Regions from separate parts of the Homo sapiens genome. Here region 2 is linked to region 1. Evidence: chromatin loops called from intact Hi-C (ENCODE). Cell type or tissue: heart left ventricle. All regions are shown on one strand. Region 1 overlaps TP63 (tumor protein p63). Region 2 overlaps TP63 (tumor protein p63).

Evidence for each region. Hi-C counts contacts between places; a loop is a spot of excess contacts. Peaks named below come from ENCODE experiments on the same cell type or tissue, not always from the same donor. Only the 100,000 strongest peaks of a DNase experiment are listed, where the experiment ranks them.
Region 2: a loop joins it to region 1, with 2.1 times the contacts of the local background. A loop is called at or near these places in 3 of 110 quality-filtered maps.

What each region holds. Positions count from the first base shown.
Region 1 is chr3:189,812,894-189,815,393 of GRCh38, reverse strand. All of the region lies in intron 4 of TP63 (tumor protein p63), which reads right to left. Among named protein-coding and RNA genes, the nearest start is that of MIR944, 16 kb to the left of the region's middle. In heart left ventricle, no CTCF peak of the experiment used is centred here; a DNase peak (open chromatin) is centred at 1,273.
Region 2 is chr3:189,861,900-189,864,399 of GRCh38, reverse strand. TP63 (tumor protein p63) reads right to left here. Exons shown (of 14, transcript NM_003722.5): 5 at 1-168. Among named protein-coding and RNA genes, the nearest start is that of MIR944, 33 kb to the right of the region's middle. In heart left ventricle, no CTCF peak of the experiment used is centred here; a DNase peak (open chromatin) is centred at 1,189.

The DNA.
Region 1 (2,500 bases):
ATCATTCGGCTCATTTATGCTACCTCCCTGACTCCAATGACATTTGGGTTTGCTACCTCTAAAGCAGCCCATTATTATTCACCAAAGTGATTTGTTACATGAAAAGGTTGTGATAATTTAATCCTGATAAAAATTTCCACGGTGATTGATATATATCATGTTCTCCATATTAATTTATGGAGAAGAGTGAAGCTATAGTAAAAAAAAATAAAGAAAGATACCATGTAGCTGATGATACCTACAAAACCAAATTAACTAACAATAATAACATAAATGAAGGAAAAAAGAGAAGGAGGGAGTAGAAAGAAGGGGGAGAAGAAATGCGGGAAGAGGAGAAGAATAGGGAGAAAGAAGAAAAGGGAAAAGCAGAGGATTTTTGCTGTTACTCTTTGTAGTAGGAAAAGAAATATAAGCTTTATTTAAATTATTCATTTTTAAAATCAATAGTTTTTATAATGTTCACATGCAATAAATCAAGATCAGTTTAATGTTAAATAGACACTCCACGGTGCAGTGAACAAATCACTCAAAATAGTATGGGAGGCTGATAAGCCTTAGATTAGATTAAACTGGCTCATCACGAATACGTTAACCTAGAGTCAATCTAAAACTCAGGCAAGAACGCTGATTCAGTTATTCTGCTCTGGATGAGGGAACAACTCTTCGGAAGCATGCCTTACAATGAATATTCATTTTAAATCCAAAACCTAGAGGTAAGTTACTTGAACCATCACCAAAAATCTCTAAGCACTTTATTTAGTACATTCTTCCTCAATACTCTGTGAACTAAGAAATAGTTTAGATAACAGATTAATATGCTCAATGCTATTATTTTCTTCATCATGGGAGTGGCACAAAAAGGCACCTGATACACATCTCACATAATTTATGAAACAGCTATGGCAAGAAGTAAAAATTATCTTGTTATGATAAACACGAACACATGTACCAGTGGCACGAGCTACTGACTTCTGCCCCTCACCAATAAAATCTAACAGCCACTGAATTGTAAGATTAGATCAAGCCCCAGATGAGACTCAGACTTTAATGGGGGAAGTGCTTCCACTGTGAAAGAAAACTGATAAATCCTATTTACCATCGAAGAGTTTGTCTGTACATCTTGTCCTTTGATGGGCTATTCTTAAGAGTCTCTAAATTCCAGAGGGCCACGCAATTGGCTGGGTTGCATTAGATTTCTGCAGAGCTGGCAGCCTTTTTCTAAAAGTCTTACATTACAGGTAACCTGATGACAGGGAGGGTGGGCCGCAGGCGCGCATCTCAGCCTGCCTGCGGAGCCAAAGGGAGTGAGCTTGCGAGACCAAGACCCATATGCTGGGATCAATGGAACTCTCCCGGGAACTGGCTGTTCCCCTTTCAAACGCCACCTCCCTAATCTCTCCACTTGCTCAAGTCAAATTCTCCACAGCTCTGAACATGACACGAAGCTGGCATGGTTAAGAAAGGCAAAGGAAGAACACTCTCTATAAATCATGGGTGAAGGCTACAGGGAACAAATTCACGGGCAGTTAACAATCAGAGTCAGAATTGAGGGCTCCTGCTGGGAACTACAATTGTTTCCTTTAATTATGAGAGAAAAAAAGTTCCTTCCCATTTATTAAAGGTTTACTGTGTGCTGGACATTGTGCTGGGCACTAGATCAGGGAGTCTGCCATACAAGACCTTGAGGTCAATGACAGGAGAAAGATACAACAGCAAAAAGTGATCCTATGTCCCAAGGGTAGGGTCCTTACTTCAGTCTGAACACAATTTAAAAAACAAAACAATGCAAAAAAAAAAACAACCTGAGGATTTTCATGGCGTATGCACACAGAGAGTACTCTCGTGTCATGAGCGGTGAAAAATAGCTCTCCAACTGGCAAAGGTGTGTGAGGCCAATAATCAAGACAGACTGAACTATGTTCACCAAGAAGCCTCATCACTAGAGGGGAGCACAAAGAAACACCGCCCCTACAAGTGGGGTTCCTTACCAGGACTCTCAATTCTCAAGCAGGTGCCACAGAAAGCTTTCTTTTTCCCTCACCAGCAACTCCCAAAGCTTTCCTTATCAGTACAGAGAATTCTTTCTAATGGCCGTATGGTTATTGCTTATAACATGCCATCTAGTTTTTCACGGGTGACTGATCAGGTTGCTTCCAGTAGTTTGTCATTATACATTAATATCTTGAGTCTGCCATAAGTAAGGCCCACTGTTATTCCTTAACACAAAGAATACAAAAAGGCATTCCCATCATGAAGCATCAGATTAAAAATGAGGAACGAATGTCAAAAATCAACAGGTTCTTAAATCTGGAAAGGGCCTCTCCTTGCACTGGCAAGGAGAGCCTACATCTGCTTGGGCAGGCTTCGGAAAGCAGCAGAGCCAGCCTGCAGAAGTCTGCATGCAGGAGAGGCTGTTATCACCCTATACCATCTATTCATATATTTGGATAGTGGATAGTATCACAGTCCCTCTATAAAGTATGCATGTTAATAGCCCAAA
Region 2 (2,500 bases), 49 kb before region 1:
CAGCTCATGGTTGGGGCACCGCTTCACCACCTCCGTGACGTGCTCAGCTTTTTTGTAGACAGGCATGGCGCGGATAACAGCTCCCTGAGGAGGTGGGGTCATCACCTTGATCTGGATGGGGCATGTCTTTGCAATTTGGCAGTAGAGTTTCTTCAGTTCAGTGGAATACTGCTTAGAGTTGGGGCCAGTGGAGAAAGGAAGGAGAGAACCAACAGGAGATATTGTTACATTCCAAATCAGAACAATGAAAATCTGTCCACTTTTTAGAGCTGCATGCTGCCTGTTTACTACTGGCTACTATAGATGTGACGTATGTCAATGTTATTAGAGGAAGTTATATTAATATTTTGTGCTATCATAAATAAAACCCCATGTTTACAAAAGGTTTTATGTTTATCAAAACACATTTATGCCATTATTTCCTGTTATTTTCCTTTAGCATGAAGAAGCTGAGGCTCAGAGGGGTTTAAATGAATGAAACCACGAGTAGCTTCATAGATTACCAGAAGCTAAGTGAAAGAAGAGTATTGGCATGTACTGAGTGATATTAAACAACAACCACAAAGACAGATTTCTGCCTAGATTACAATTAATCCAGTCTTTAATATACTTTAGAGACACTCACAGGAATTAGGGTTCATGGGATTTTTTTTAAGATGGAATATCTGTTAGAGAGTGAAGAGATTTCGCCTGACGTCAGATCGCTTGAAACTGTAAAACAAGAACTCCCTTGAACGCCTGCACTTTCCTTCTGATGTCAAAGACTAGGAGAATGCAAGAGCTGAAAGGGGCTGTTTGGTCCTAAACTCCTGAAAACACCGGGCCTGATGTAGCACAGCTAATCATGGCACAGAAAGGATCTGGATGCAGATCTTCTCACTCACAAGTGAGTGAAATTTTTCCTTCTCCAGGGAGAGGAAGTTTAGTGGTGGTTAGTTGCTTGTAAGTTGGCAAAACGGGCTGGAGAAAGCCTGAGACCTAGAACCAGATAGAGATCCCATCCTGTGTTGCTTCCTCTTCCCACTTCTGAAGCAGAAGAGAACCTTCATTCTAATCCTTACACTATAGTAAACCTTATCATCCCTGTGCTCTGGGTCAAAGCCCTATCTCTACATTCCTAGCCACTCAGGCACTTTGCTCAGGCAAACCACCCAGGCACTGGAATTGCTGGCCAAGAGTGGGGCACCTAGTAACATGTATCCAAACAAAGGATAAACACACACACAGGTTGCAATCGTAAGTTGGCCCCAACATCCTCCCAGAGGAAAGATGGTGGGGGGGCAGAGCCATAGTGGCAATCGGATTCGTTACTGATATGTCCCACCCTAACTCTCACTAATGGCAAGTATCTTAACAAAAATCACACATTTAAAATGTTGCTTTATTTCTTCATTTTAAAATATAGTATTTGTTTAAATGACCTTTCCTTTTCTTCCAAGTATTCCAGCACACAAAATTTTTAGTTAGAAGTTTCCCAATGCTAGAAAAGTATTGCAAAATCAGTCCTCCATGTCCGCAGGCCATGGATTAGACGCAGCAAAAGGGTTTTATATAGCTTGAAGAAATAGGAAACATGCCAAACTTCAACCACAAAAATAAAATTCTACTTGGGAAACACTGAATGAAATCTAGATGGGTATTTTTGCTCTAGTGCTTTTAACTAAAGACTTACACAGAACTTGTTTTATGACATGTTAAGAACTTCCTTTTATTGAGAACTTGAAGAAAATAAGCATATCCATTCGTGTTTTCGTTAGGAGGTATATAACGCATAATCTAACCATGAATTTCGTAAGATGACCCTTAGGAAAGATGACTGAAAAATAAGTCTGTCAACTAATACCTAAAGGCAAATAAGGTATCCTTCCAAGTATGTAAAGATTGCAGAAATGAAGGTTAAGTGTTCAGCGTAGAAGTTTCTTAAGGAAAACATTCCATTTTAATAACTGATATACTATAAATCAAGCTCGAGAGAGTACAGTATAAAAGCATTAAGAATAAAATTAAGGATCGTCAAGTGCTAATTCTTGTTCATTCTCGGGGATGGGGGTGGGAATCTAATTTTTAAGCTTAATTAATGATAAATAATAATAGCTTCATCGTTTACTGAGTTCTGCCTTAAGAAATTTTATCCTGATACAACCCTAAGAGGAAGGTATTACAAGCATACTGTCTCTTATCTGAAACCACAGGGGCCAGAATTTTCAGAATCCAGAATTGTTTAGATTTTAGAAAAATAGTAGTTTGCATAACATATGAATGTATCCAGCAGAATTTAGGGTAGCACCATAAGATCAAACATTATTTCTGCAGAATTCATAAATATTCACACTAACTGATAAATGACTACGAAACCTGGGTTTCACCATCAAATGAGTGTGCCACAAACTTAAGAAATCAAAATAAAACTGAACCAACTTCTGATTTTCAGAGCTCTTGGAACTTCAGAATTGTAGATAACAGATAATTGACTTGAATTATCATCCCTATTTTATAAATA